Regions from separate parts of the Mus musculus genome. Here regions 1, 2, 4 and 5 are each linked to region 3. A link is a loop called in an ENCODE intact Hi-C map of the cell type or tissue named here. Cell type or tissue: heart. All regions are shown on one strand. Links, peaks and the distances in the headings refer to the core of each region. The heading gives the core; the rest is flanking DNA.

Evidence for each region. Peaks named below come from ENCODE experiments on the same cell type or tissue, not always from the same donor. Only the 100,000 strongest peaks of a DNase experiment are listed, where the experiment ranks them.
Region 1: a loop joins it to region 3, with 2.2 times the contacts of the local background. A loop is called at or near these places in 3 of 42 quality-filtered maps.
Region 2: it touches region 3 in a loop (3-fold over the local background); 7 of 42 quality-filtered maps call a loop at or near these places.
Region 4: a loop joins it to region 3, with 4 times the contacts of the local background. A loop is called at or near these places in 2 of 42 quality-filtered maps.
Region 5: it touches region 3 in a loop (3-fold over the local background); 16 of 42 quality-filtered maps call a loop at or near these places.

What each region holds. Positions count from the first base shown.
Region 1 is chr3:126,900,367-126,906,694 of GRCm38, forward strand. No RefSeq gene overlaps it. Among named protein-coding and RNA genes, the nearest start is that of Gm25501, 100 kb to the right of the region's middle. In heart, for the core only: a CTCF peak has its summit at 3,366 (motif pointing left); no DNase peak of the experiment used is centred there.
Region 2 is chr3:126,692,273-126,698,600 of GRCm38, forward strand. All of the region lies in intron 3 of Camk2d (calcium/calmodulin-dependent protein kinase II, delta), which reads left to right. Among named protein-coding and RNA genes, the nearest start is that of Gm15551, 26 kb to the left of the region's middle. In heart, for the core only: no CTCF peak of the experiment used is centred there; DNase peaks (open chromatin) are centred at 1,279 and 3,399; H3K4me3 peaks cover 471 bases; H3K27ac peaks cover 1,609 bases.
Region 3 is chr3:126,768,751-126,775,078 of GRCm38, forward strand. It overlaps Camk2d (calcium/calmodulin-dependent protein kinase II, delta), which reads left to right. Exons shown (of 21, transcript NM_001346635.1): 6 at 2,035-2,107. Among named protein-coding and RNA genes, the nearest start is that of Gm15551, 100 kb to the left of the region's middle. In heart, for the core only: no CTCF peak of the experiment used is centred there; a DNase peak (open chromatin) is centred at 3,021.
Region 4 is chr3:126,043,253-126,049,580 of GRCm38, forward strand. No RefSeq gene overlaps it. Among named protein-coding and RNA genes, the nearest start is that of Gm40146, 60 kb to the right of the region's middle. In heart, for the core only: a CTCF peak has its summit at 3,292 (motif pointing right); no DNase peak of the experiment used is centred there.
Region 5 is chr3:126,573,399-126,579,726 of GRCm38, forward strand. No RefSeq gene overlaps it. Among named protein-coding and RNA genes, the nearest start is that of Camk2d, 20 kb to the right of the region's middle. In heart, for the core only: a CTCF peak has its summit at 2,707 (motif pointing right); no DNase peak of the experiment used is centred there.

The DNA.
Region 1 (6,328 bases), core at 514-5,513, 130 kb after region 3:
AGATGGAGAGATATACCAGCACAAAAGAAGGCAGTTGATGGTCATGAAGACAGCACTGAGAGGAAGCTTAAGGAGATGCTGTGAGAGGAGGAGGAAAGAGAGCCTCAGCACCTGATCACAGGAGGAGTAAGGAAAGAATAAACAGCATGAGAAAATACACAAATAAAGGAAAGCTAGGAGCCAATAAAATCCAGCTCATTAAGCTAACTGGAGAGGAGGTAGCTCATTAAGCTAACTGGAGAGAAAGAAAAAGGACAACCATCCAACCAACTATGCAAACAATCAACAAAATTAGAGAAACTGGCAATCCCTCAGACATAGTTTAAGTGAAAATGACCTCAGTTTGGTTCACCAATAGCGAGATAAAGACTGGCTTAAAAAACTAGACTCACGGGGGGGGGGGGGGGGGAACTAGACTCACTTATCTGTTGCCTCTAAGAAACTCACTCATTGGCAAACACACCCACACACTGAGAGTCAAAGGAAGGACACAATCTATGAAGTGAGTTGAAGCTGTTAAACAACAACAACAAAGCCAAACAATTGATGTAGTTATTCTGATAGGTGGCAAAACAGATGGCAAATTGAAAGTTGTTGAAGAAAGAAGGCCACTATGTGTTAATCAAAGGAACAGTTCATCACACAGATATAACAATTATATATGTGTATTGCTGAATTCTGGGGCACCCACTTCATAAAATAAAGATTAACGGACAGAAAAAGGTCTGATATGTCCTGGTAACAAAAAAAGTGTGTAGTGGTAAACAGTTAATCTGCCTTGAGCTCCCAGCGGGTCAAATGTGCTTCTAGCCACGCTCCAGAGCTCTGGGTTTGTGAATGACAGTCACATACATGCAGTGATATTTTTAATACGCTTTGTTGGCTCAGTGGCTGGGCACTTTCTGAAACTCCCAGTGACTAACACACACTCCACTCTGGAAATTCTTGGTTAACATTTTCTAAATCTATATTTTATCTTTGCTATCCCAGACCCAGTCAGGGGAGTAGTTCCTGTGGTCATTTACTTTGATTCTTACGTGTGGACAGGACCTTAAGTTTAATCTCTCTGCTTTCCCATCACGGTGATTCTCTTTGGTCTTCTACCCACTCAGTCCCTTGCCAGAGCAATCTAAAAGTCCCACCTCCATCTCCCTGTCCAGCTATACTGTAATTCTTTATTAACAATCAAAGCCAGCTGGGAGCAGGTGCCTTCAGAGTCTGGAAGCCCGAGTTTTGGAGCTGAATTGAGATGAAGCATTAGAACCAGTCCCCAACAAAAGTGTGTGACTTCAGGATCTACTCATTCTTAAACTCATCCTATAAATGAAAAGTTAATAAAGAGACTCTTGAGTTATACTACAGGTCAAGTGGATCTAGTCAGTGTATACAAAATATTCCATTCTACCAACAGATTCGGAATACACGTTCTTCTCGGCAGCCCATCTAACCTTTTCAAATTCGGCTCACATTCTAGGCCCAAAGCTAGCCTTAAGGAACACAAAGAGATTGAAAGAATTATTGCTATCTTATCTGATCATCGTAAGCTAAAACTAAAAATCCAAAACTATGTAAACTACACAAATGACTGAGATTAAATAAAAAGCATTCTTGGATAACTAGAGGGTCATTAAAGAAATACAGTTTTAGAATCAAATGAAAATTAGGACACAATTTACTGTAACCATAGGACACAACTAAAGCATCCCCAAGAAGAAAGTTTACATCTCTGATCGTAGAAACTAAACTATCAGACTTCAGGATCTACTCATTCCAAGGCAATCCAATCATACAACTTGAATTCTTAGAAAGACAAGAGCAACCCAAACTCATAGCGAGAAATAAAGATCAGGGCATAAGTTAATGAAATGATGATTAAAACACATATGAAGAGTCAGTCCATGAGCTGTCCTACCAACATTAAATCAGATAATAAATAAGCACAGGTCAGTAGTTACACTGTTGCTTCTTCAGTATGGAGAGAGGTATGCACCCAGAACAACTTGCCTGTGAACTGCAATGAGGTATGAGGAAGCAAGGCTAGGGGGTGGGGAGATAAGGGTGGGACACCCCAGGCATGCCTGTGTGTTGTAGTGTGTGTGTAAGAGAAAGAGAGGGAGGAGAGAGAGAGAAGGAGTACACAGTCCATATGTATGTGAAGAGGAGGAGGAGGGCAATTAGTGGGGATCAATATAATTGTCTGATGAATGCACATCAGTGTTCTTATGTCAAGAACATATTGCATACGTAACAGGGTATGTTACATATGCAACATTCTCAAATCTGTTGAGATGAGTTATTTTCTCTTTTTAGTAAAAAATGCACTGCTGAAGACCCAATATGTAGAGTGACTGTGCTTCCTTGACAAGTGCCCAAGAAAATAATTTTCTATAAAAGCAAAACTAGGGAATCAACAGACAGAAATAATTATTATCATTTGTTAGACATTAGGGTTGGCTTTTTATCACTGGAGAGATAGTTTCTAGAAGACTAGAGTTGTGGCAATGTGGCACTGCTATTCTGACCCTACCCATCTTACCTCTATAAGTGAGAAACTGCCTGCTTGCTGTGCAAATAACAACATAAGCAAAGTGCTTGAACCAGTAGCTGACTGACAGAAAGGTCTCAATAACTGCCTCCCTCCCCCTCTCCCTCCCCCTCTCCCTCTCCCTCCCCCTCCTCCTCCCTCTCTCCTCTCCCTCTCCTTCTCCCTCTCCTTCTTCCTCTCCAGGTGTGTGTGTGTGTGTGTGTGTGGTGCGTGTGGAGGTCAGAAATCATGTTTGAGGTGTTGGTTCCCTCCTTCTACCATGTGGGGTCTGAGAATGGACTCTGATTGTTAGACTTGTCAGCAAGGGGTCTTACTTAACCTTCTCTTCATTCCTAGTGATGCACTTTTTATTAAAAAGAGAATAAGCCAGGCGTGGTGGCGCACGCTTTTAATCCCAGCACTCGGGAGGCAGAGGCAGATTTCTGAGTTCGAGGCCAGCCTGGTCTACAAAGTGAGTTCCAGGACAGCCAGGGCTACACAGAGAAACCCTGTCTCGAAAAACCAAAAAAAAAAAAAAAAAAAAAAAAAAAAAGAGAGAGAGAGAGAGAGAATAGCCCATCTCTACAGATTTGAGTTAAAATGTTGTTGGTTTTCTGATTAAATTTTTAATAGTTAATGTGTAAGTGAATTGTGTGTGTGTGTGTGTGTGTGTGTGTGTGTGTGTACAGAGATGTTAGAGCTACTAGGTCAACAATCCACTCCACATTTTACAAAGAGAACTGTGAGCTAGAAAAGTGAGCCTGTGTGTGTGGTGGGCAATTTGGTCACAAAAGCAGTCATGGACCTTCTGCAGATGTCCAATCGCCTGCTGTCCTCTAGTGGTAGAGGCAGGGAAAAACCTCATCTATACCAATTTTAAAAAAAAAGATTTTCAGAGACAGAGCTCACGTGAGTCAATCTTATTGGTCTTTATAGATTGGACTCCAAAGTTAAAACTCCTCCCTATGCTTGTTATCTATGTGTGTTTTAGCTTAAGTTCTTTTCATACAACTCATATAGCACACGTTCCTATTTGGGGGAAATGTATTTACAAAGTTTTTCTGTTTTTGACTAATCTCTATATTGGTCTAAAACTAAAATATTAGTTATGGGTTTATAATACCTTATCAACTGTGCTTATCTACTTAGGCTTACTTATATATATAATAGAAGGAGCATATACTATCACAGCGTGTGATAGGGATGAACAGCAGGGAGAAAGAGGGAAGGGAGGGAATGAGAGAGGGAGGGAGAAAAGAAAGGAAAACAGGAAAGAAGGAAGGAAGGCAAGCGGGCAGGCAAGGAGAGAGGAATTAAATCTAACCAGAGGTTACGTATGACCTGGAATGCCTCCTTTTCCACAGAACCATGGGGAACAAATGACAACAGATTTACCAATCAATCACAGTGACAGTGTAAAATATATTTTAAAATATGCATACACCATCTACATTTTCCCTAGCACTTACTAATACACATTTTCTAGTTAAATCTACATGCTATTCTACATCCTATTAAAGATATAAAACTATCACAAGGGTTTTTACACTATTATTTTAAAGATACTATAGTATATTTCACATAGTGACATCAATGAATTTCTTAGATAGAGCTGCTGAGTCAAAGGGTTTTATGTGTATTTAAGTATAAAAGGCACTGTTTTTGTACTGTGTACCTACAGGAACTTGAGCACCCCATTTCCCCTACTAAGAGTGAAGAAATTTGGAATTGTTTCCAAATTAAGAGGGTGAAGATTATCTTACAGTGTTAATGTTGGTTTTCTTTAAAGGTTATTTGGACCTTTTTGGGCTAATATCCACTTATCAGTGAGTGCATACCATGTGTGTTCTTTTGCAATTGGGTTACCTCCCTCAGGATGATTTTTTTTTTTTTTTGCTTAAGAATTTCATGAATACATCGTTTTTAATAGCTGAGTAGTACTCTATTGTGTAAATGTACCACATTTTCTGTATCCATTCCTCTGTTGAGGGACATCTGGGTTCTTTCCAGCTTCTCGCTATTATAAATAAGGCTGCTATGAACATAGTGGAGCATGTGTCCTTATTACATGTTGGAGCATCTTCTGGGTATATGTCCAGGAGTGGTATAGCTGGGTCCTCGGGTAGTACTATGTCCAATTTTCTGAGGACCCACCAAACTGATTTCCAGAGTGGTTGTACCAGTTTGCAATTCCACCAGCAATGGAGAAGTGGTCCTCTTTCTCCACATCCTCATCATCATCTGTTGTCACCTGAGTTTTTGATTTTAACCATTCTGACCAGTGTGAGGTGGAATCTCAGGGTTATTTTGATTTGCATTTCTCTGGATGTTGGACATTTTTGTTGTTGTTGTTGTTGTTGAAGGTTAATTTACTTCTCTTTTTTTCCATTTTTTATTAGGTATTTAGCTCATTTACATTTCCAATGCTATACCAAAAGTCCCCCATACCCACCCACCCCCACTCCCCTACCCAACCACTCCCCCTTTTTGGCCCTGGCGTTCCCCTGTACTGGGGCATATAAAGTTTGCAAGTCCAATGGGCCTCTCTTTCCAGTGATGGCTGACTAGGCCATCTTTTGATACATATGCAGCTTGAGTCAAGAGCTCCGGGGTACTGGTTAGTTCATAATGTTGTTCCACCTATAGGGTTGCAGATCCCTTTCGCTCCTTGGGTACTTTCTCTAGCTCCTCCATTGGGAGCCCTGTGATCCATCCATTAGCTGACTGTGAGCATCCACTTCTGTGTTTGCTAGGCCCCGGCATAGTCTCACAAGAGACAACTACATCTGGGTCCTTTCAATAAAATCTTGCTAGTGTATGCAATGGTGTCAGCGTTTGGATGCTGATTATGGGGTGGATCCCTGGATATGGCAGTCTCTACATGGTCCATCCTTTCATCTCAGCTCCAAACTTTGTCTCTGTAACCCTTCCATGGGTGTTTTGTTCCCAATTCTAAGGAGGGGCATAGTGTCCACGCTTCAGTCTTCATTCTTCTTGAGTTTCATGTGTTTAGGAAATTGTATCTTATATCTTGGGAATCCTAGGTTTGGGGCTAATATCCACTTATCAGTGAGTACATATTGTGTGAGTTCCTTTGTGAATGTGTTACCTCACTCAGGATGATGCCCTCCAGGTCCATCCATTTGGCTAGGAATTTCATAAATTCATTCTTTTTAATAGTTGAGTAGTACTCCATTGTGTAGATGTACCACATTTTCTGTATCCATTCCTCTGTTGAGGGGCATCTGGGTTCTTTCCAGCTTCTGGCTATTATAAATAAGGCTGCTATGAACATAGTGGAGCATGTGTCCTTCTTACCCGTTGGGGCATCTTCTGGATATATGCCCAGGAGAGGTATTGCGGGATCCTCCGGTAGTACTATGTCCAATTTTCTGAGGAACCGCCAGACTGATTTCCAGAGTGGTTGTACAAGCCTGCAATCCCACCAACAATGGAGGAGTGTTCCTCTTTCTCCACATCCACACCAGCATCTGCTGTCACCTGAATTTTTGATCTTAGCCATTCTGACTGGTGTGAGGTGGAATCTCAGGGTTGTTTTGATTTGCATTTCCCTGATGATTAAGGATGTTGAACATTTTTTCAGGTGCTTCTATGCCATTCGGTATTCCTCAGGTGAGAATTCTTTGTTCAGTTCTGAGCCCCCTTTTTTAATGGGGTTATTTGATTTTCTGGAGTCCACCTTCTTGAGTTCTTTATATATGTTGGATATTAGTCCCCTATCTGATTTAGGATAGGTAAAGATCCTTTCCCAATCTGTTGGTGGTCTTTTTGTCTTATTGACGG
Region 2 (6,328 bases), core at 875-5,874, 76 kb before region 3:
TCAGAGACCAGTGAGGCCAACCCAGTGAATTGCTGCCCTTTCCCCTTACCACTCATGCCCTCCCATCTTCTGATCCTCCTCTGGTATTCTTCTCCACGCTCTGGAGAGCTTGGGTTTCGTTAGCTGGAACTGAGTGCCACAGCAGGGCAGTACCCACACTCGTCCTGAGCATATTGCTCACTCCCCGCCCCTCATATCACTGCCTTGCCCTGCAGGCCTGTGCGTAAACCCACCCTGATGGGGAAGAATGAAGGCTGTACCTCCTAGCTCATCATGAAGGGGTAGCTTGCCTCCTAGCCTAGCCGAGCATCCCTAACTAAATCCCTTGCTTCCATTCTTTTTCTGTGTTATATGTACCATGTTATTATATAGTTATTTCTCTGTTGCTTTCCTCCCAGTGGCATATAAACCCCAGGAGGAAGGAATTTGCCTCTGTACTGATCTCTGAAATAGCCCCTGGTGTAGAGTCACCACACAGGCCTGTTTATTTTTATAAGCTCAAATTTAGATACTCAGAAAGGTCACAAAAAGTCCTACTAATACAATTGAGAGAGCCACATAAACTTTGATTTGTGACATGCTTGTTTTGTGCAATCACAAGAAAGCCTTCTGGTTCTCTTCTGCCTATACGGAATGTCTCGGGGGCCTAAGGCGGAGCCACACCTAAGGGAAGATTGCAGCCCGTGAGCAATGCTTTGGACTCTCTCTGCTTTGGCTCATGAAGAGGAGCGAGGAGCGCGGAGCAGGGTTAGCATACCTCCTTGTACCCACCCTTCATAAGCGGTCCCTCAACCTTTACTGGTATTTTCCAAGGTGCTGGCTTTCTGGGCTGGGCCCATTTTGTGCTTCTTGCTGCTTCCCACAATCCATAGAGGGCTTGAGTCCTCCTGTCAGGAGAGTGAAAAGTCTCTTTTATCTGATGGACAGCTAAAGCTGCTAGCTGCTTCCTCATCCTCCAGGGGAGTGATTAAATGATATCTCAGAAAACATAACCATAAATTAAAGTTATAGTTTGTTTTTTTTTCCCCTCCCCAGACTGCCCTTGAACTTAGGTCTCCAGATTGTTAGGATTATAGACCATGCCGCTCTGCTCGGATGAACATTTCTTAAACACTTAGCACTTAATAGACTGTCGTGTTATTCAAAGCAAAAACCTGCTCTCCAGATGAAATCACAAAACCAGTCACTGACGAAAGAGAGTTGGCTGCCTCTCACTGTTGTTATGACTGGCTTGCCCTGCTGCATGTGATTCCTTTAAAGGACTTTGGGAGTCTGCTGGGAAGTGAGGGTTGTTCGGTTTTCCCAGGAAGCACACTTAACAATAGTCAAAAGCTTTGGTGGCTGGGCTTTCTTTCTAGTTTCACTTTCTTAATGATCATTGCTCAAAAGCAGGCATACCATTTCCTGGAGGAAGGCGAGAGCGATGGCATTCTAGCAGAATTATTGATAGACACTGAAAGCCAAATTTAATTTTTTATATGTCATAAAACATTATCCTTCAGGGGATGGAGAGATGGCTCAGCCGTGAAGAGCCCTTACTGTTCTTGCAGAGAACTGGGCACACAATGACCTGTAACTCCAGTTCCAGGAGATCTAACACCTTCTCCTGGCTCCTTGGGCACTTACATGCATGTGGAACATATAAACTTTTGAAACCATATACACATATTTATAAAAAGAAATAAATCTTTAGAAATATTATTTTTTATTAATTTCATGCAATTAAAAAAAAAAAGAGAGAGAGAAACCATTGCCAGGCTATGGCTCTACAAACATAGATGGTAGAGTGAGTTTGGTTAATCTGAGCTTCATTGTCTAGAAGACTTTCCTGCGTGGGTTACTGGGTTCTGGGCTATGGATTGAATTCTTGAGTCTCTCTTGACTCAGGAAAACAGCTTTGTATCTCCTGGCCACCTCATGTATTCTGAGAAGCTAAGCTGTTGACTCCATGGGTAATTTGAAATTCTCCCTATGCTGCAAGACGAGTCCAGTTTGTACATTAGTTCTGCTCCCGTTTCTACTAGGTCTATTGTGGCCTGAAAGGCTTTTCCTTAGTTGCTCAGGTTTATTTGTCTTCTAGTGGCTTTGCTCTCAGCTGTGCTCCCAGTTGCCCGGGCACTAGATTTTCTGTCCCAGGTTTACCGTAGATGTCTGTTTCCAGTCTCTTTATGTCTCAGTTACCACCTCCTGGTCACCTGTGGCTTTGGAATTTTGTGTGTAACCTTAGCTAAACCACTCCAGGCTTTCCTCTATTCTTGTTTTCGTTGTAGTTTGTAAGACAGGGTCTCACTTCTCACTCTGTGGCCCTAACTGGCCTGAAACTCGCTCTGTGGTTCAGGCTGATTTGGAACTTAAAGGGATCGGTTACGTCTCCATGTGTGGGGATTAAATGTTTATGCCACCATGCCCAGCATAATTCTTTTTTTGTATAAGTTGGCTATTTGTTTCAGAGGATTGTGGAATTTATATATATATACAATATCACTAAAATAATTTTGACTCTACCTTTTTCTCATATTTTAAGTTTCTGGCCTGTGCATCACTAAGGCCAACTTCGTCATCCTTTGAAAGACTCACTTCCATCTCGGCCTAGAAACCAAGAAGACGCATTTACTTATTTATGTATCTTCCTGTTTCTTTTGATTGTGTTGTTGATGTCTTGTTTTCTTTTTGGCTCTCTCCTTTCCCACCTTTCCCCAAATCCCTGGAGTTCCCCAGTTGTCCCTCTAATGGAACTGATTTAGAATAGCCCTCATTGAGTGATTGCCTCTTTATATAACAGAAACCCATTATGACAGCAGTGGACATGAGCCAGAGTGAAATACCCTGGCATAATAAAAGCTTTTGCTTGTAGAGTAGAGAAGAAAATATATCCATCTTCATCTGCAAATTTCTTATAAGGCAATTCCTATTATCCTTTGAACCTTTTTTTTTTTTAAATTATGAAGCTGACTTTAATCAGTTTAAAAACTCATTGCAGTTTACCAGGATGTTCAGTATAGTTGCAGAGAGAGGGAGTGAGAATAAAGAGATAGAGAAGGAGAGAGAGAGACAGGGAGAGAGACACAGAGAGAGAGACAGAGAGACAGAGAGGCAGACAGCTCTGAATATGTCCACTCTTACCAGGCATAAAGATTACCCTAATAAAAGAAATAAGCCAATCACATCAAGGCCCAGAACCAGATGATGGTCAGTGGAAGAGAGGCTGCTGGGGTCACTGCAGAGCATGAGAGTCTCTGACTCACACGCATTCGCTGGCTTAGGCATCGATCGCAACAGTGAGCTGCCAGAAAAGGAACAGTTCTTGCTTTGTGCTGCAGAGTTCCCTGGCCTAAGAGCCTGTCACCGCTCCAGTCCCTTTCCTACTGCTAGTGATTGATACTGCTGTCTCAGCTCAGGCTGGAAATGGACTGCTGAGGCTCTGGGCAATTCATTCTGTACGCTGGCAGGCTGGACTCCTGGGCATCCACGCATGGCTTCACAAACAGCTCTGTGGATGACCTGGATCCGTGACAGCTCCTCTGACCCTGTTCTTTTGTCCTCTGCCCTTATTGGACTTTAATGCCTTGTTTGCCGCGTATGCTCCAGGACACAGGAATCCCTTCCTGTTGAAATGTCACATATTTTACTACTAATTGGGACGATTATAAACTGAGGAACCACGGTATAACTGATCTTTCTGTAATGTTTTCTCTTTTTCTGGATGTTCATAGTTCTTTGATTGCTTCACTCCTCATCCTTGAGTTGTGCAGCATAGAGAGACCCCCCCCTCCATTTCTTCATGAGAAACCTGTCTAAAGTAATTTATAGTTTTGTTGAGGTGTTTTCATTTCCTTGTCCTTAATTTTAAAGTGTAGCATATCACTTTTATTTCATGGGTATATTGTAGCCCAAGTCTAGTATTTATTTTGCAAACCAAAAAATTTAACAATCACTGTGAAAGCCTCATGGTTTATCACAGGGCAGATGGTGTAATAATTTTAATAAGTGGCAATAACTTTATTGTATTTATTTTATAGCAGTATTCTAATTATTAGATATTTTGATAGTATTTTATTTTTATAAATATCTGTTTCATAATTACACAGAGTACCAAACTTCCAGTTCTTTATTCTGTTTGGAAGAAGAAAGCTTTAAGAAAAATAGGTAGATTTTTTTTAGATAGTAATAACCTGAAACGTATTGATTCTGAACATTTCATATAATTATCTTATATTTCATATAATTATCTTATTACTTTCCAGACTACTCTATGTCTCAGGAAACCAAATCTCCATTTTTTAAAACTCAGTTCACTGTCAGTAACTGATCCTGTGCCTATATAAATCGGGACTCTGTGAGTCTCAGAGATGTTAATTAAATTTGGTTGAGCTTGCTTAGTTTACAGAGGGTGGAACCAAGATTCAAATACGTTTGTTTGACTCCGAAGTTCACATTTTGATCTGACTTCCTCATCTGCACAAGGCCCCCAGGGCTCTGTGTAACAGCATTACTTTTCATTTGCATAAAATACTGAAGTTGGGTGCCAGCTGTGTCAGGAGCATCAGCCCTGTGAGGGAAGCTTGGACTGTTCACAGGAACCTGTAAAAGAAGTGCCCGCACTAGGTATGTGCGTCAGCTGTGAAATATTTTCTAGAGTCTTGACTATCTCCAAGGACCAGAAGAAGCAACAGTATCGCCCCTAAGTCAAAACTATGTCGGTAGCTGCTACCAGGTGATGATCATGGCTACAGTAGACAGACTGCTAGCTGAGTGTTGGACAGGACTCTCTGATTCCATAGGGTATCAAGGCCTTTCCTGTCTCGAATGTCTGTCTTCAGCTCAGGCCCCCATTGTTGTTGAGTGAAAGTACTCTGAGTGACTCCATCCCCTCCTGGGTAGTACCAAGTCCACTGGGGCCTTCTTGGTTCTAGTCTTCCTCAGTCCCTCTAGACTTGAAAAGTGAGTTACCTCTTGGGGCTTTTGTACAATACTTGGGTTTTCAAGCTTGCACCTCTGTCTCAACTTTCTTGTTTCTAGTCTCCTTCCTCTGTGTCCAAGGGCATCTTATGAACATTCTGGCTTTCCTTGCTCCACTCTTCTCTTTGACATTTACCTCTAGACGTATTCCTTGTTGCCTACTAGAATATTCATATGGAATTGTATCAATACCTTCTTCATTATACTATACTGAAAACTGTATGGATTTGAACCCCTACCCAAACCTGCTCCTGGGGTTGTGTTAGCCTGTGAGGCTTCTGCCTTGCCTTAGAGATGTACCTAGACTGAAGACTCCCCAGTGTTCTCCTGTTCACCTTTTCTTTTTCTTTTTTTTTCTTTTTCTTTCTTTTTTTTGTTTGTTTTTTGTTTGTTTGTTTGTTTGTTTTGAGACAGGGTTTCTCTATATAGCCCTGGCTGTCCTGGAACTCACTCTGTAGACCAGGCTGGCCTCGAACTCAGAAATCCTCCTGCCTCTGCTTCCCAAGTGCTGGGATTAAAGGTGTGCCCCACCACTGTCCAGCCTGTTCACCTCTTTTTCCTTGAGGATTTATATAATCAAATTCCTCTCCCTCTAACTTCCTCAATAGCTTATAAATTGGTCTCTTCTCCTTGGTACACACTCCATAGTCCTGCTCTGCTAAGCCTTTTTTTAGAACTCCCCTTGGCTACTGAGTGAAGAATCTTCTACTGCAAACTCAGCATCATTTCCCTTGGTAATACCTTTTCTTAGAGAGGCCCTTAGTTCCTCAAGCTAAATTCTAAAATCCTAACATTGGAAATGATAACATTCTAAAATGGTTCTATATATGTTCTCAAAACACATACATGCAAATTCAGATCATGCAATTTCATATTTTCTCAACCTTTCTCAGTGTTTTCCCTACCTTTACTTTTAGGGTAGTTATTACTCTCTTTTCTCTTTCCCTCTCAATCTAGGCATTTGACACCGGTTTTAGAGCCTTTGAGGCATGCTATACCCCTGGGATACCCTGGGATACCCAGCCTATGGCCCCCCTTTTCTTTCAGCCTCATCTCTGGGTGTCACCCCCAGCCTTTCTTGGCATTCCTAATTTGGTGGGTGGTTCAGAGATGTGAGGGAGCCTCCTTTTCTTGTTTGTCCAGAGGTCTTGCATAGGTTGGGGATGGCTAAGGAACCATGTTATCTTCTGTTCACACGTGGGATTGTCCTTGACCTGAAGGACTTTATTCAAGCTTTCTCTTTAGACACAGACTATCACACAAGCTGTTCTTAAAACTGTGGCACAAGCTATGTTATACCAATCATTTGAATCCCTACGCATAGCTTCAATATTCACTAATCATGTTATGCTTGCATTTTTTTTTCTCA
Region 3 (6,328 bases), core at 731-5,730:
TCTATTTAGCCTGTCCTCCGATGAATAAATCCTTAGTTTTAAAATCCTCACATTTGTTCCAAGAAAAGTGATCTAGAGCAGGTTTGAAACAGCTAATTGCCCATTTGTTATGGATGGGCAATAGTTTTAATGATGATATCAATGAAGATGGTAAGTTTGGGGCTGGAGAGACAGTTGAACAGTTAAGAGCACTTATTGTTCTTGTGTAAGTCCCAGGTTTATTTCCCACGACCCACAGAGTGGCTCATAGCTCATAGTGGCTCACCTGTGACTCCAGTTGCCGGGAATTGGATGCCTTCTTCTGACTTCTCTGAGCACCAAGTACTCACGTGTGCATACCTACATGCCAAAAACACTCACCCACATAAAATAAAGTAAATACATCTAAAAAGGAAAAAGACATGTAGAGGAAATTTAACTATTTTACCTTTTCAAGTTATGATAAACATATTGTTTGAACACTTGTGGTTGAAATGAACCAGAGATGATTTTAAATGGTGGCCAGAAGTTTAAATAACAAGACAAAGCCCACAAGTTTTCCTAATTCTAGAAAAATTTTAGGATAAACATCCCACATGAAATCAATAATAATTCTGTTGCCAGATACGACCATGAAGAAGCTGTCTCCTCGCAACCTTTTAAAACTTCATTGGCTTTAGCCCTCAAGAACTTAGGACTAAAATCCATCCTCACTAATAAAGAGGATAATAGTTAATTTAATATTAATTTTTAAAAATTTTTGCCATAGACCAAGTATGTTATTTTTAGTGTTAGACAAAACAGAAATATTACAAAACAGTGTGGCATTCACATTGAGATAAGAGAACCACACAGTTAAAAATAATGAGGAGTGACTAAATAAACTATGCAGTCGATGCATTTCAGTGAGGCAGCTTTAGGTGGCCATATCAACCAATTTGGAGCCAAAAAATCACAGTTGTCATGGGCATTTTTGATATTTGTATTGTTAAGAATGGGACAGTGATTGCTTTTATGCAGTTCAGTAATTTGCTGTAGAATGTCATCCAAGTGGCTGATAATGTTATCAGGTTTCCACTTTTCCTTGATTCAGAGGACACCCTTTAGTTTGTACTTGGGTTTGAACTGCACAGTCAATGTGTACAAAGACGTGTCAGTGTGGTGTGTTCTGCGTTATTGTGTGTCAGGTGACAGCTTATTGGGGACTTGGGGCTGCCAGGCAAAAGATTTACTCTAATCTGATTAGCAGCTGACGAAATTAGTAAGCGTCTAGTAAGAGTAGCATCCTTGGTGCCTTTTAACATGGCAATAAGTAAAGGGTCCTTCTCTAGAGTGGGTGGGTGGAAATAGAGTTCACAGTTACCAGTTCCCCAGAGGATCTTAAACTTCTTTGTAAGCTCCTCTGCCCCTCCCCAGAGTCTTCTTACAGTAAGCAGTTTATTTTATGTCATGGGTCAACTTTGTTCCCCCGTCTCCTCTTGGAGCTTGCATTCATTTTCTTATCCCTGTGTCGTACAGGAAGCACCCCTTCTAAATCACTGGTACGTGTGTCCTTCCTCTTTTTTTGAAATCCCTGTTTCACTTACCACTTCGTCTGTGTCTACCCTCTCGTTTCAACCCGTTTGCTTGTGACCTCAGATCTCAAACAGTTTGGATTGTGTATGACAAGCACATGGAAATTGGGCATCTCTAGATAATCTTTCCAGACCATTTTGGGAACTAAAGCATCCAATTTCCTTTCAGAATATGAACCTCAATTTCTCTCACCTCTGCTTTTATCTGTAGACCAACAAGAGGAAGCACAGCTTAAATTGTTTTGTCTGACTATGTCACAAATTCTATGTTGGATGTCATTTTAGTAAAAATCAGATTTAGCTTTATTCAACGTTATTTAAATGCTGGTGTAAAGCTAAGAAAAGTGTGAATAAATATAATTTTGTTTGTTTGTTTTGTTTTGTTTTGTTGGAACCTTCATTTTATTTATTTTTTTTAATCCAATGTGATTATGTGCCTTTAAAATGTTCTCCCTCCCATTCTGCCCTTGTATCTTTGCAGTCATTGTATACAACAGATTCTAGAGAGTGTAAATCATTGTCACCTAAATGGCATAGTTCACAGGGACCTGAAGGTCAGTATATGGAGTCCATAAATCTGAATCAAAGAAGTTTCTTTGGTTTTATTCTTCTGGGGAAAGGGCAGAGGTCGGGGGGCTGCATTTCAAATGGTGTTCAAAATGCCTTTCCCAACTCTATCTTGAAATGAATAATGAATGACAATGCATGCTGCCTTTTCAGTTTGCTCATCTACAGGCTACATATACATCATAGCAGGAAGGGAAGAACAACATCAATACGGCACGCCGTTTCCAAGCAGTAAATTACCAGAGGCGATTAGAGGGCAGGCTTTCCTGAATTGTCCAGCATTGGCCTGGAATGAACTTGGTCTGTGATGTATGTCCGCCTGTAGATTTAAACACCACTTCTGTTCTGAGGCCATGGGTTGCTGAAGCAGGACGACTGGCTACACATTGCTCACCTGAGCCTGACAAACCCCAGGCAAAGGGTAATGATTGCCAGCTAGACTGCATGCAGCTCAAGAAGTCCATGATTGTCAAAAATTCATGACGCGTCCTCACTTAAATCCAATGGTGCCTTGTGTGCTATTGGGACTTTTAGAACCATACTTGAAAAATGGGAAAGAATTGGCAAAGATTTTATGTGGATAAAGTGATAGCATACCACAACTACAGAGATAACATTTGTGTTCCTGTTCGTTTTCTGGAAGAATTTATAACCAGGAAATGAGCTCTAGAACAAAATGATATTGTCCACATAGATTCTCATCATGGCTCTTGGCTGGTCATATCCTCACTGTTCCGAGGTAGTAGTCATTCTCCTTGAGCAATGTGTTTCTATTACTGAAGGAGGTCAACCACAACACAAGTTGTCTGCTAGCTTTGCTCTCTAACCCGGTCTCTCTGAGGGTATACAGACAGTGAGTGTAAGCTTGGGAACTAACACACGCCCCCTGGTGTTTGCATGCAGTCATTGCATTCAGCAGATCCTGGAGGCTGTGCTACACTGCCATCAGATGGGCGTAGTCCATCGGGACCTAAAGGTGAGTAAAGCTGTTGGAGAAGATGAAGAAAGAGCCACACAGTTTCTAATGACTGTTCAGCTGCAGTTATGCCCGGAAAGGCAAACACTCAAGCAATATGTGGACTCGTTCCATACATGAATCCAAGTGCTTCCTCTACCACAGCCTCCATTCAGCTCCTAACATATCCTTGAAACTGATAAATTCCTGTCTTTCAGAAAGGAATAGTTTGCTAACGTTAACAATAAGTAACGTGCTTTATTTCCATACCCCAGGGAATGGGCATGGAATTTAACTTGACTTTAAGATTTATGATTTTCAGTACACTTTGATCATACATGATATTTTACATTTATACTATATATCTAACATTATATAAATAATCTTAAAAAGTATTAACACAGCTTAGGTTCAGTGATTAAGTGCCATTTTGAGCCCTGAACTCTTTTCCCTCCTATTAATTCTTAGAATTCTAGGACTGTAGGCTTATTGATTCTTTTATTTGAATTTCTACAAATAAAAATACTGAGGTCTCTTAAAAATAAGGAAGGAAAGAGATTGTATCAGAGCAAGCATATCAATCACAGGTCTATATTTTTTCAGAGGGACCCCACTAGCTTGTAAGAGTTTATGTGATTCCCATTACCACTGAGAACAAGAAAACTTTAGGTCATTTGGAATGAGACGGGCTAGGGAAGTCTTCCACTAATTTTCTATTCCAGTCTGCTCATAACTTTAGGCTTACCTTTGATATTTTTGAGAAACAGTGAAATTTACAATGGTAAATGAAATAAAACCATCAGGTGCGGTGAGAGAAGCTGATGTACTACACAGTATATTGTAGTTTCGGTCCTTTGTTTGCAACCCCAGCGTGCCCATCAGTACAGAGACAATGTAGTGTTCAGTAGAAGGACTTGGACCCCACGCCATCTCTCTCTCTCTCTCTCTCTCTCTCTCTCTCTCTCTCTCACACACACACACACACACACACACACACACACTCACTTCTGGGACTGTAGTAAGTGGCGAATCTGTACTTATTACTTATTATTCAATGAAAATATGCATCAAAATTATTATGTGAAGTTATGATTTTTACCAGAACTTTGACCTTCCCCCCCCCCAGAATCTTATTTAATTTCAGTTGATTTTGAGGATTTGAGTTGTATCAAGCAAAGCTCTGGCTGAGGGTGTTCGCTTTGGGTGAGTCAGCATAGGATATCACACTTTCTAACGCTTACCACATATACCTATTAGGATAGAGAAAAACTATGTGTGCCTTTGAAAAGTTCTATCCTGGCCAACCAGGTCAAAAACTCATTAGTGGCCATGCGAGCGAGCAGTCAGAGGCCCTTTGTGTTACCCACTGGACCTCTTACCCATCCGGTGGGCTGGCGTGGATATGCTTACTATTCATGCTGTTTTATCAGATTCTCTTAACACCCACATGGAACATTTTACTGCATTGATGTGACCATATGTGTATTCTGAAGCCAGACATAAAAAGTGAGAAACTTCTTCCCTTAATTTTATGGCGAACGTTATGGGTTCGGAACACGGGTTTGCTGTTACGTGTATAAACTTAGCTAAGCCCTTCAAAAACTGGACGTTGAAAGTCAAAAATGACAGTGGCCTGGACCATTGCCTGTAAAGGAAGCAGTTTTCTGACATAAGATACTATTACTATTCTTAGTAATAAAAAAATCCAAGCAAAGTTCACTACCAAAGGAAATGGTGTGCCACGTACCCTGGTTTCTCCTCCTATCTCTCTGATCTTCAGAAAGGATGGAGATGGACTTCTGAGAGCACTTACTGTAATCTCTGTAACTGCCGACCTAGTTTTACCAAATTGATGACTTGGACAGACTCTACAGAGTCTGCTTCTCTGCTTGTCAGTAGACCACTTCCTAATCGTACTAACAGACTTTACAGTAGAGTTTACAGCTTATACAATGAAGGCACTGTATGTGTGTATATATGTGTTAGACCCCTGACTTCTGACTTCATTGTGTGCCTTTTTTTTTAACCAAATGAATACATTCTACACGATAGTGAACTGCTGGAAGTTCCACATTTATCAATGTACTCAAATATAAAGACCTTCATCACCAGGCTTCAAAGCAAGCTTCCCTCACAGTTCCTACACCCTCTCTTTGTATTTCTTTATTCTGACTCGTATGTTAGTTCACATAGAATTCAGATACCGAATGCATGCGGTTTAGTTCATTTAAATCATGTAGGGAAAAGCATAAGCAGGGGTATGTTGATTACCACTATCAAAGGTACTTATGGCTGCTGTACATTTTAAGGCACTCCTATACCAACAACTATGTGACTGATTCCACAGTGCTTAGCAGAGAATCTTAACCTAACCAAGGCTTGGAACATACTTCTTCAACTTAGATAAATTTCAAACAAAAGAATAAATGTATATAAAACACATTTATAATGTAAGATCAATCTTAATAGATTATCCATAAAAAAGGATAACTATATGTTAAAAGAGCAATGACACTTACCATTTCAAATAGTTGGTTAACTGCCAACCTCTAGAATCTATAAGATCCAAAATAATAATAAGCATGCAGAACCAACACTAAGGTACAGCAGGCAAACTGGTGGAAAGAACCAGGAGCCGGCTCCAGATTGAGGGAGGAGATAGTCACCACCCGGTTGTTCTCACTGGACATCTGTTTTATGTCCAACAGTATTTTATGTATCTAGTAGTGGGGCCATTGATTGATATCTAGATAAGATCAGAGTTTCTAACAGTAATGATTAGATTATAGTGTAGTTGGGAAAGTAGGAAGTGTCATGACACAACTGAAGCTATGAGCTGAAAAGTGAAGCCCTGGGTATCCCTCAATAGAGTGGCTTTCGTAATGGCCTCTTTTCTGAGTAGCAAGGAATAGAAGAATCATCATGGAGTTAAGTAAACAAATGCATGAAGGGTAAATGGGTGAAGAGATAGAAGGATTTTAGATAGGTTGGATTGACGGATAGATGGATTATTGATAGATAGATAGATAGATAGATAGATAGATAGATAGATGATAGATAAGAGACAGACAGACAGGTGGGCACTTTAATTTTAGAGATGTTTATGACTACCTTATATAAATTTATGATTGGAGTAGAAAGAAATTAGTTTTCAGAGTTCAGGAATAATGCAAAGCGTTCAGTAAGTCTTTGTCAGCTGTGTGTAGTAGACACATTACATTGTGAATTCTAAATTTTGAGTAGTTACAAACTG
Region 4 (6,328 bases), core at 837-5,836, 730 kb before region 3:
CTTACCTATAGGAATGCTGGGATTAGAGTCTTCAGTGCCAGAGAAGAAAGTCAGCACCACTCTCTGCCTTCAAAGGACCCTACATCATCCAGTCATGCTGGCATTGACTAAGTTTCTGTCTCTCTCAGCTAACCAGCTAATATTAAAAGTCCTCAGATGCATTTATGTAATGTTATATATGAGAAAAATGGACTCCCATGTCCTAGCTTTATCGTGACCTGAAGTCAGTATTACTTGGATTCTCTTAGAACCCTGGGAATTTTGACAATAAATTACTCTTCTGTTTTAAACCTTTAGATATGGTATTTTGCTCCCCTATCTGAATTTTAAAACATAATGTGTCATTGTGACATTTCATACATCATCATAGTTTGTTCTTACCTTCCACGTAGCCCTCTTCCATCCTACCCTGATGTTCTTTTTAATTCTGCAAAAGTCTTTCATTAAAAAAAAATATTCATGTATGTGTGTGTGTGTGTGTGTGTGTGTGTGTTCACACTATGCATGTGTGTATGTCATGGAGCATGTGTAGGGCTCAAAGGAATATTTACAGAGGTATTATTTCATTCCACCGAGTGGGTCTCAGCAATCAGGTTTTCAGGCTTTGTGACAAGAGTGTTTACCTGTGGAACCCTCTTGACAGCTGGTCTCACTTTTTTGTCACAAACATTTTATTGCTCTGTTTTGTTTCCCCCTCCTACTCCTTTGAGACTATATCACAGCCACCCACCTGCTTCTGCCCTTGGGTTCTGGGATTACAGGTGCTTGTCACCATGCACAGTTAATATCTGCATACCATATTCTGTTTTATTTATTTCTACCTATTTTTTTCTAGTGGCAGTCTGCTTTTTTAAAGTTTAAATCTTTTTAAAGTTTCAGTCTTTTTTTTGTCCCTCCCTCCCTCCCTCAAATTTTCAGTCTTTTATGGTGTATGTATGTGCATGATAGTGTGTAGTGTGTGTGTGTGTGTGTGTGTGTGTGTGTGTGTGTGTGTGTGTGTGAGAGAGAGAGAGAGAGAGAGAGAGAGAGAGAGAGAGAGAGAGAGAGAAGAGTTACTTGTGGGAATCATTTAGATTCTGTTTGGAAAAGGAGAAAACATTTTTCAGAAACATCATTTGAGATAAAAATGTTCATGTTCTGTGGCTGGAGAGATGGCTGTGTTTAAGAAAGAGCACCTGCTACTTCAGAAGAGTTTGGTTTTCACATTCAAGTCAGGTGGGTCACAACTGCCTATAGCTCCAGCTCCAGGAGAATATGACACCCTCTTCTGGTTACCATGGACACCATCAGATATGTGAACACCGTTTACTGTTCCCAGGAGAGCACATCTACATACAAATAGTTGTAAAATGAGATCATCGTTTAAAAATTTTTAAGTTGCAGTGTCTTTAATACGTCACTAAGCAGCAACCATCTCCCTTTTTGCATCCCTCCTGTGACATAAGAAAGGCTGAGAAGAGAGAAAGGCTGGTCTCAGAGGGGACAATGGAGGAGAACTCAACCTTGGTAAAAGCCACTTTATAGTTCCAACTTTGTTCATAATAATTCTAGAAGAAAGTCCTAGGATTCTCTTAGGACACTGAATTTTGACAATAAAGTACCTTCTGTCTTAAACCCTTGGTTGTAATCAGATAAAGTGCTATTTGTAACACTAAACCATTCACTCATGAGATTCTCAGTTCGGAAGAAAACTGCAGTCTTAAAGCAGACTCTCATCTGATACATTTTAGGATATTTCAGCATGTAGTTCTTGTATGCTGTAATACATTAGTCTGGGAAAACAGTCTCTCCACAAATGGTTTTCTTCTTAGGACAGTCACTTAATGCCCTCTTCTGGTTATAGATCAAAGCAAAATCACTCTTATTGCAATGGTATTATCTGAAAACGTGAATGTACTATTTATTTTTTAATGATTTATTTCATAGTATGTTTCAACAATGTTTACTCTTTGCATATTTTAAAAGTTAATCTGCACTATTGATGCTAAAGGAATTCAAATGTTTAACCAAATTTTAATAAATATAGCTTAAAATATTTTTCAAGATTGGAGTCTATGTACTGGGAATTATTATTTTTGATAAAAATAAGCTAGCTCACAACTCTTTTCATACTTTTATAAAGAAAATCTTATATAGATATTCTAAACTATGGTGTTACTATAATTATTAATATCTAAGGTTCTGCCCACACATGTATATGGGAGTAGCTAAATCATCTGAATAGTCCATTAGTGGGTCAAATACATGATGGTATTTTAAATTTTTAACTTTATTTAATATGTATAGCCAGTTGTCCATACTTCAGTGGATGGCCCTAAACCTATGGTCACATAAGTAGCAATTAATGAACTAAATGGATTGTAAAAAGAGTGTATTAAGTTGGAAAAAGAACATGAAGAGGAAACAGGGAAGTTACAGGGGAATGATAGGGAGAGAATATGATCAAAAACACTGTTTACATATAGGAAACTCTCAAAGATTAAAAAAAAATAGAAACAACAATACTTCTAACTAATAAGAGATTTTAAAGCCTGTAGAATTAATAATTGATGTATATATGTAGGTAGCATCCGGATGCTACCTTGAACATACTGAACTGTATTGTTTGCAGTAAGATTATTATTTTTAGAGTAAACAATTTTAAGGTAAATTAATTTCAGATTGTCTTGGGCTAATAGTGGTGTACTCCTTTCAGAAAGGGAACCTGTGGAATAACTTCAAGACAACTCTGAGGATCCAGCCTCCCGAGTGGGCTGTCCAAAGTGGCTATTATCTAACGGATGCTAAGATCAGGGAAAGTGAAGCAATGTTCCTTTGGGAATTAAGTTCAGAAAAAAACAGACCTGCATTTTGTGCTTCCTCTCTTAGCCTTTCTGCCTCAGTCTGTTGCTCTGAGTAATGCCGTGTGCATACCAAACGCTTCATATGAGCAACCACCCGGGGAAAGCCAGATGCCATGGGGTTGATGCCTCTGGCTACAGGTCATTAAGGATCTGAAGCCCAGCCATAACACATCCACTGGCAAATGGAAGCTTACAGGTATTCAAAGAATCCAAGTGTAAACAATAGGATTTCTCCCATGTCCACCCACAAAAATCTATAGTATCTGTTCATAGATGAAATGCTCAGAATTACCAAATTGAAAAGAACTCAGGGGAGGCTCACACATAAGGAGAAATTTGGCAGCAGTCTAGAACTTGATTTGACCCCGAGAAAAACTGCAGCATAAAAACTAAACAAGGCATTTTTCGAACTAAGAAATTTACCAAAGTTTCTTGTCGACTTTGCCACTTGATGGAGCCATAATGCCAGATAACTTTAAAACCCACTTGATTTTCTCAGGAGCAGTCCTTGGGAGACATGTAGGCAAAAATACATTATCCTAGTCACTGTTTGTTCCATTGCCCACTGTCTTCCTCCTCTGAGCAATTGCTATAGCATGACGTGAGAAAATTTAAGATTGCCTTATGCTAATAGTACAGGATAGTTGCTTTATTTTTCTTTAGTTAGGGTGTGAGTGTTCAGGTGGGTGCTGATACAAATGAAATGTATGTTCGTGCCTGTAGGCAGAAGAAGTCTATCTTGGAGCTTTCAACAGTTGTTCTTATTATTTGAGACAGGATTTCTCGCTGGATCAGAAGCTAGCCTCTTGTGCTAGTCTGGCTGGCTAGCAAGGCCCAGCGAGTGACTTGTCTTGATGGATTACAGTATACACTGCCACACTGAGCTTGTCATGAGGATCCTGGGAATCTAAACTCAAATCTTCACCTTGCATGGTAAATCTATTCTAACAAATCAGAATTAGTAAAAACATTAAGGACAGAGATCATACCTTTAAGATGTGTATGCAAATATCATGAACAGAAGGGCCAGTTTTCTTAAAGAGTAAATCCTGGGCAGGATGTGTGGGTCAATCATAGGTTAGAGGAAGACTAAGCATTTCAAGGAAGAGTGAATGCATAAGGGAAAGAAGTGGTGGTTTTAGGCAACAGCCATAGCCTTATTCTTAGCAAGTCTGTTTAGTTTGTTTTGTAAATAAAGGGCATCAATCTATATAAAATCTTTGGCTCTCAACATTTCTAGAATCCAGAATTTCTCAGGATTTGTAAAGAAAAATCGCATCTGGTAGAATACAGCATCTTCCCAGAACATCTGAAGTAGTGCCAGATCAGTAAGTACCTTGAAGAATACATTCTACAATAATGGGACACTTTACATTTCCAGGTAGAGTATTAGGGACAAATGCAAGATAAGATGTGCCATGAAGTCAATGAGTGAAAAAAGGGAGTTTCAGGAATTAGGATGAGACAGAAGGAATGACAAGAAACTTCAGTAGCTTCAGGTGGTCTTGTTGTCCATGCACTATAGTTTTTGCTATTGTCTTAAAGTAGGGAAAGGAAAATGAGCTTCTATATTCTCATGTGATTAAATATTGGATAAGTGATGAAGAAGGGTGAAGTTGAGTGTTGTGGTTTCTTGAACCTGATAGTAGTTGACAATAGGAAACATACTGACCATCTTCACAAACCTGAGAGCATGACTTCTTCATTCCTGGTCTGTAACCTGTAACATTATATGTGAAGATTCTAGCCATCAAGGTCTGGTGACCAACACCTTCCCAGAAAATGGTCACTACCCCTTTCTATTGAACACCCAAACCAACAATGTGTAAGCTATAGTACATAGGCATTCTTTTAGATATATGTTGAGACACTGAGATGGAACTGAACTGAGTCTATGGGAAATGGATTGAGCCTACTTGTGTCTTCCACGTTCTATCATGTATAACATAGTAAGAGGCATGACTGTGGAAGGAGTGAGTGGGCCCCACTGGACTCTGAAGCTCTGATCCCTTCATGTTTGACTTCCCATCTTCTACGACTGTGTAAAACAAATTTCTCATGCTTAGAAATTATATAGTAGGTGGTATTTTGTACAGCAGTGGAACATGGTAGTCTACCAAGAGGTGACCAAGTGATTATCAGAACATGATATACGCTCCTACCTGTCTCCTTGTGCTATGTTGTCCAGAAGAAAAGAGACAGACAAACCTGATAATGTGATAACTTTACTTCTCACTCTCTGTTCACATATAGAAGCAACACGGAGAACTTGAGAAATGATTGTTTATAAGGGTTAACAAAGATTGTGATGTGTTTCTTAGTGACAATCTTTCCCTTTAGAGGGATGGGATCTCAGAGTGGCAGGGATGAGAAAAAGAAATTCAGTTGGGTCACTGAGAATGAATGACATTTGTGGAGCAATCTTACTTCCACACTTTGTTCTTAAAGGCATATTTATTTACTTACTGTGATTAAGCTTTAGATATTGACTTTCAAAGGATCTTAGGTCGTATAAATTCTAATGCAGTGGTGCGAACTATAGCATCATGAGAAAAATCCAAAATCTTGCAAGTAATATGTACCTATTCTTATAAAAAGTAAATCAATACCCTAGCCAAAATGGAAGGGATGGAGAGAATGTATTCAGTGTATCAATCGGCCAGTTGGTCTCAAGTGATAAATTTCATTTTTACTGCATTACCCAAGATGATTTTTCTTTGTGTATGTGGCCCAGAGAAGTCCAGAGTTTAGATATCCCATGTTCTAAAATACGGAATACTTTCTATAACACAAACTCCTGGCTTTCAAAGTTTCCACTGAGAAATCAGCTATTATTTATTCTGATACGCTTTCCTTTATATGTTGTGACTTAAGGTTTTGACTTTTGCTGCTTCAATTCTTTTTGTTCTATATTGTGTAGTGTTTTAACTATGATAGGCCATGGAGAACTTCTGGTTTTGTCTGCCATGGTCTTTTTTCCTTCTTCTGTCTCTGTGAGTATGTCTTTCTTCAGTTTGGAGAAGTTTTCCTTTTGATCTGGTTGAATATTTGATCTGTGACATTGGACTTGACCTAGAACGAATGTTTTACCTTGATCACAAATTTGTTTCAAGCTTACTTTTTTCTCTTAGTACAATTAGCCCATCACGTATGAAGGTTTTCTGAGCTTTATTTGCAACTTTATTCTATAGGGGGCTTGGGATTATTTGTGTTATTTTAAGCATTCTATGAAATCATTATCAAGAGTTGTGAAATCATCAATTCGTTTATACAGCATTATTACATAAGAGTACATTTTCATAATGATCTTCAGGAAATCTTAATAGGATGGGCTAGTGCCCCGGTATCATTATTAGGCTTTGTAATAGTGACAGGAAAGGCATATCACCAGCAAACTTCTGGGATGAAGTCTCTGGTGACTTTACATCTCAGAGCTCACCCATCTCAGGCCATGAAAAATGGTGGGCCATCTCTAGAAAACTCAT
Region 5 (6,328 bases), core at 763-5,762, 200 kb before region 3:
TAATAATAACTATTATTTAGCACACTCTCACCCCTGCCTTTACGTTACCAAGTACTTGCCCATCCATCTAAGATAAGGATACTGAGTTTGTTGTTAGTGTCTCCTTCTTTTCTTTTGCCACAATTTCTCTTCCAAACAAGCCCTTCCAGACTCCTACTGACTTCCTGTCAGCACAAGTACTTTAAAGTTATCCATTTTTTACCCCCAAGTGTCACTTCAACTGCATTATCTTCCACTGTGACTGTCTGAGAAACTCATCAAATGGTAATTAGGACCAACCTACCCTGATCTCTCTTTGCAAAATTCACCAGAGGCCTTGCTTGCCTCAAGGGTTGTGAGGACTCCTAGGATATTAAAAGGAATCAGACATTTTGCCAACCCTCCAGTGATGGACTCTGCTGGGCATTCTTCAAGGCTGAGTTCTTGTCAAAGTCAGTGAAACATTACTACTACTTACAAAAAGTATTTCTATCCAAAGGTAAGTGATGTTTTCTATATCCTTGTATGCATTGTTTCACAGTTAATGGTGAACTCTTTATTGCACAAAACAATGCTGAGTAGCAATTCCAGTTAATTCTTAAAATTGATGCTTATCTTTAGTAAAACCGAGAATCACAAATCACAAACCCAAGATGGATATTAGTCTTCCTGTCTTGAAACTGTATCCAAAAGTTTAGAAAAAAATTACATTTATTTTTTATTTGTTGTATATCATATAGGCGTGAAGAACAGCTGTTACCACCTTATGCATGTTACTCAGAGGAGGTAAATAAAAACCCTTAAGCTACCATTTTTAACAGTGCTTTTTTAATTAATTAATTTGCTTGTTTTACTTTACATCTAACAGTATTTGATTTAGATCACAGGGAAGTTAACCTTAGTGATTAGATTGGCTGGGTTTGGAATTTACCAAGAAACAAGTCTCCAGGAAGACTGGTATAGAACTTTCTGAATTAAGTTAATTAAAGTGGGAAAACCCACACTTAATCTGGGCAGTACCATATATATGTATATGTATATGTATGTGTATGTGTATGTGTATATATGTACATATATGTGTATATATATATAAATATATATATATATATATATATATATATATATATATATATATAAGAGAGAGAGAGATGCAGAAGTCCGTCCCACGGAAAAGCTTTTGCTCTTTGCTGCTTGCTCTCAGGTCTAAGTGGTGAGTCTATCTATTGTTGATGTTGTCCTAGCTGCTGCTATTCTTCACTGACATCAGGACTCACATTGTTTAGCCTTGCAACATGGACCGAGCCTCAGTGGCTCTCTAGGTCCTCCAAGCCCTGGGGTGAATAGTAACTGCTGAGGCAGTTATAGCCTGGGCCCCTTCCTGACCCCTCCTGTATGAAAACTGCCACTGTTTAGTTACCTAGTAAGCCAAGCTAATAAATCTCCTTTTAATACATCTTAATTCTATCGGCTCAGTTCTGTTCCTCTAGAGAACCCTGATTAACATTATCATAATACGACCTGCTAGTAGTTATAAAAACAAGTAAATTTTGTTATTGTTATTGCTGTTTATTTTTTCAAAAAAGAGTTTCTCTGTGAGGCCTTGCCTATCCTGGGACTTGCTCTGCAGACCAGGCGAGCCTCAATCTCACAGAGATCCTGCCTGCCTTTGACTCCTGAGTTCTGAGATCAAAAACATGTGCCACCACTGCCCAGCTAAAAAAAATTAAATTTAAGTTATATATTCTGACTAATATACTCCATGAAACAATAAAGTACTTATTGATCGTACAAAACTAATCGTGGTGGCTTTAGTTTTAAGTAATAAAGGAAAATAAGATTTATCTAATGTATTACAAAGATTATACTCTTACTGGAATTACATGATTATTCTGAGTCCACATGTATGTTTTGTATTATTAAATGACAAATTTTAAGTTGCACACCACTTTATAAGGCAGATATCCTTCAGATTTTAAGTTAAACAACATTTGCAATTTTAAAAAAATGAGAGACCAATCACCCTCTTTAGTTTTGATAACAGGCAAAAGCAGATTATTTTTAAATGACTATCTATAGATAATTGCAGTACTTCTATGTAATTGATTTAAGAGCATTATAATATTTGCAATAAAAACAGTATTAAAATAATAATAATGGGTGGCTCTATTCTGTGTTTTCTTGACACTCTGAAAAGAAAGTTAGCTTGTGTATTCAATTATGTTTAAAACAAAACATTCTTCCTTCACTGCTATTGAAAACACATATAGTACTATTGAAAGCAAAGTAACCTGTTATTCTTAATTCATGCTATTTAAGGAAACCCCATAGGCCTTTTTTATTCATCTAGAGTAAGTAAGTATTCACTTATATCTTAAGTAAGTCACCAACTAATGACTTTCATGTGTCTGTTTTGATTTTCTTGACTACATCTTCCAGCTTAAGTTACATCTAGAAATGTGAGGAAGAGGACTGCTGCTTTTTCTTTAACTGTACCCATAGACTGTACCCTCTTTGTATGTGAGGACAGAGTAACCAGTGGAAAAAAATAAACAAAAAACCTTAACATGTCTACTTCATATGTGCACAGTAGACATCCAGAGAGTGAGTATCTCAGAAAAATGGTTTTTATTTTCAGTTTATATACTTGTGTTTTTTAAGCATTTTCTCTTTATTTTTATATTTTATGTGTATATGTATGCCACAAATGTGGGTGCCCTCAGAGGCCAGAAGAGGGCACTAGATACTCAGAGCTGGACCTATAGGTAGTTGTAAACTTCCCAACATGGTACCAGGAAGCCGGCTCCTGCCCTCTGGCAGAGTGTAAGTGCTCTTAACCACTGAGCCAGGCATCTTTTCAGCCCCCAAAACAGCACATTTTTACAGACATAAGAAGGCAAAGGAAAACAACTTAGAGACTGTGGACAGCAACCTCGGCATAAGCAAGGGAATGGCAGGTGAAGCCACTTCATGTAGGTCCTTTTGGTATCTTCTCCAGATGTATCGATCTAAGGCTTTACTAAGCTTTACTAATTTATGTCCTTTGGGGCAAATAAATGAAGAACAGAGAGCACCCCCACATCTATGCCTCTAAGCAAAACTCTTTCTTTAGGGCTATATATTTTGGTCACCTACAGTAATAGTATAGGGTTCAACTTGTAAAAAGAAAAAGGAAGGGCTATCAGATAAAATACATAATTTCCAGTAAGACGCTAATTTCAGACAATGGAGATATATATATATATATGGTATGTATGTGGTATATATATGTGTGTGTATATACATATATCTGTGTGTGTATGTGTTCATATATATGTTTTATATATATATATATATTTATACACACACATATGTGTGTATGTGTTTCTGTGTATGTGTGTGTTCAGTGCAATTTATCACAGGTACATTCTTGCACTAAATAATATTTATTATTAATATGAAACTCAATTTAAGCGAGGAGCTCTGAATTTTTATTTGATTAATTTGAAAATTTCATAAAGAATTTGTAAGAATTTTGAAGAGAAATCTAAGACTATTTTTTTTTAACCAATCATACCACTAGTAACTGAAAAAGAGATGGATCTCAGAATCCCTTGAAAATGCGTGGCTCACCTATAAAGGATTTTCTACACATAGCAAAAAAGAAGCCTAGCACTTCCTCTAGATCTAGATCATTTCCACGTTTTTGGCATATTTCCCATTCTGGCATAAACATCACAAGTAATTTAGTGTTAGAAATTTTTCATGTTTGAGAACAATCTGAAATAGGAAAATGATGAAGAGCTATTCTGAATTATACTCTTTCCTTCAAAATCTATACAAATTGCAATCAAAACCAAACAAACTCATATACCCATACCTTCTGAACCAGAGGTAAGACACACAAAACAGCACATCCAAGCAAACTTGAACTTGTTAAAGGTTGAACCGTATTCACTTGAGGGTAACGGCATGAGTTAGACTCAAAACATTCAAACCCATGGCAAATTTGATGGGGACTCTGGCCATATGCTTTCTTTTAGAAACTCAGAGAGGTGCTCTTGCTAGGTCAGCTCAGCTTTGAGGGTTCAGAGCTCGGCTAGCAGAAACCGTGTCCCTCAGCTGGACAGTCTTGCATAGTGACTAAGCCACCTGTATAACCTTGTCATTTGCTGCCATGCAAAATAGAAAGTCAAGCATGAAAAGAAGTGCAAGCTGGCAAATTCTTAGATCTTTGATGATCTAATGATCTAGTTCTGAATTACAAGCCTCTCTGGGACAAAAGTTATTACTCTTTTTCTTTATTTCTTCTTTCTTTTTTCTTTTTTTTTCTTTTGTTGTTGTTGTTGTTGTTATTGTTGTTGTTGTTTCAGAGCTGATAACTAAACCCAGGGCCTAGCGCTTGCCTAGTTATGTAAACAGTGGTTTAAAAGTAATATCTTAGGAGTCACTGGCAAAGCCTGATAAGATTCCAGTTATAGCCTATATATTGAATTGACATTTGCATACACAAAGTATCTTTCTTCTGCTTCTACGTTGCTCTCCTTGGAATTGGCTTCATGTTCTAATTCTCTTAGGGTTCCAGCAACGGACAAATCTTTCCTGAATTTACCGAACTGAACACAGGAGGGGATTTCCTCCTACTGCACATAGAATAAATCTAACTTTCATTCACTTCTGTGTATAATGGCTTTCTCAAGATGGACAATAAGCTGTGTTGTTTAGTAGAAAATGTTCCCTCCTTCTTTGGAGCACATTATAAACACAGAATTAGAGAAGTGGTATAAAAGAATGGATGATAAGCTTCCAAAACAACCCAGACTGAAAAAAATAAAATAAAATAAAACAAAACAAAATAAAATAAAAAATAAATGCAAAGCTGGAGGCTGAGACTGAGGCTGAGGCTGAGGCTGAGGCTGAGGGCTGGACCAGCAGAGAAACAGACTGACTTAAGATTAAAAGGCCCTGCCTTGGCAACGATGTGGGGGTTTGTGTTTTTAATTTCTGAAGTTTGTTTTGTTTTGTTATGTTTTATTTTACTTCTCTGAGTGTGGGAAAAGCTATCATTTTTCTTATCTGTAGCATCTAGGGTGTTTGAAGAGCCATCCTTGGGTCTGTATTTACTTTTCTTCCAGCTGGAGGAACAGCAAGCCATCTCTTATTTTCTTTATCGCTGTGGACAAGAAGCACACCCACCGGAGTACATAGTTCATTTGAGTGTCTTTGTAGTCACATGTTTGCAGGCATACATTGCACATGACAACATCCAGAGACGGCACTCTTGGCAGTGTGTTAAGATGGTTTTCTTCCTTACAGTTATAATCGCAATTTACAACAAAATAAACACTTGGCTGGCCCAGAAATGTCCATTTCTTGAATCTGAACTAATAGATTCAGACTAGCTCAAAACATCAATATCCATATTCCTGTGTTAACACTTAGTTTCATTGTCTAGCAACAAAAACCCCTAGGGAGTGAATTTCCTAGTTCTCCTTAGCTAAGTTCCAGGAGCTGGCTTCTTAATGTCCAGAAATGTTAGGCAATCAGCTAAAGATGTAAGATGCAGCTCTGACCATAGGCAAGTCATGTGAGCAAAGGCAGAGAGGAAGGTGATGCAGAAAAAGTTCTCATCATAACTTTCTATCCTGGTCCTTCATGAAAGCATGGAATTCAGACTTGCAAAGAGAAACCAATCCTAATGGCCAAAGCCAGGTCCTCTGTGCAAAAGCAGATTTAAACTTACGTAATGTGCTGTGTCCCAGTGGATCTGTGTCTGAGCTTTAAGGTAGGCAACTCATCTTGGCACCTGGAGTAAAACAGATTTTGGGGAGACTGTCTCTGTTTAAATATGTGTTAGCTGAATGAAAATGAAGACATGATTGCTCCAAGGTGTGGTTGAAGAGGTTTCTATGATAGATATGAGGGAAAGAACAGCCAGAGGCATCTGGAAGAGACTGAATTTAGCCAACAGAGTAGTAGACCAAGTCATGGAGGTGGTGGGTGGGTTAGGCAAGAAAGCAAAAGAAGAGAGAGAGCCTGGAGAGGGGATCAAGAGCCAAGAGTGAGCCAAGAGGGCAAAGAAGAACCAAGAAGTCAAGAAATCGCATGACCAAAAGGGCCAAGTTAGGTAGGAACTAGAAACTGGGGTAAGGAAAGAGCTAGAGAAGTTTATGGTAGGGTGCAGTTTAAGGTAAGAGAATTGCTGAGAAGAGCCAGGACTGTGTAACAGATACTTGCTGAAAGAGCCTGGCAGCCAGCTCTGATTTGATATGTTAACAGGTACTTCAGTTAGCCATTTGTTCTGAAGATTTTTGGGGATCTAACAGTAGGATTGTGGTAGCTGTGTATTTGGTAGATCTTTAACTGAGAGAGG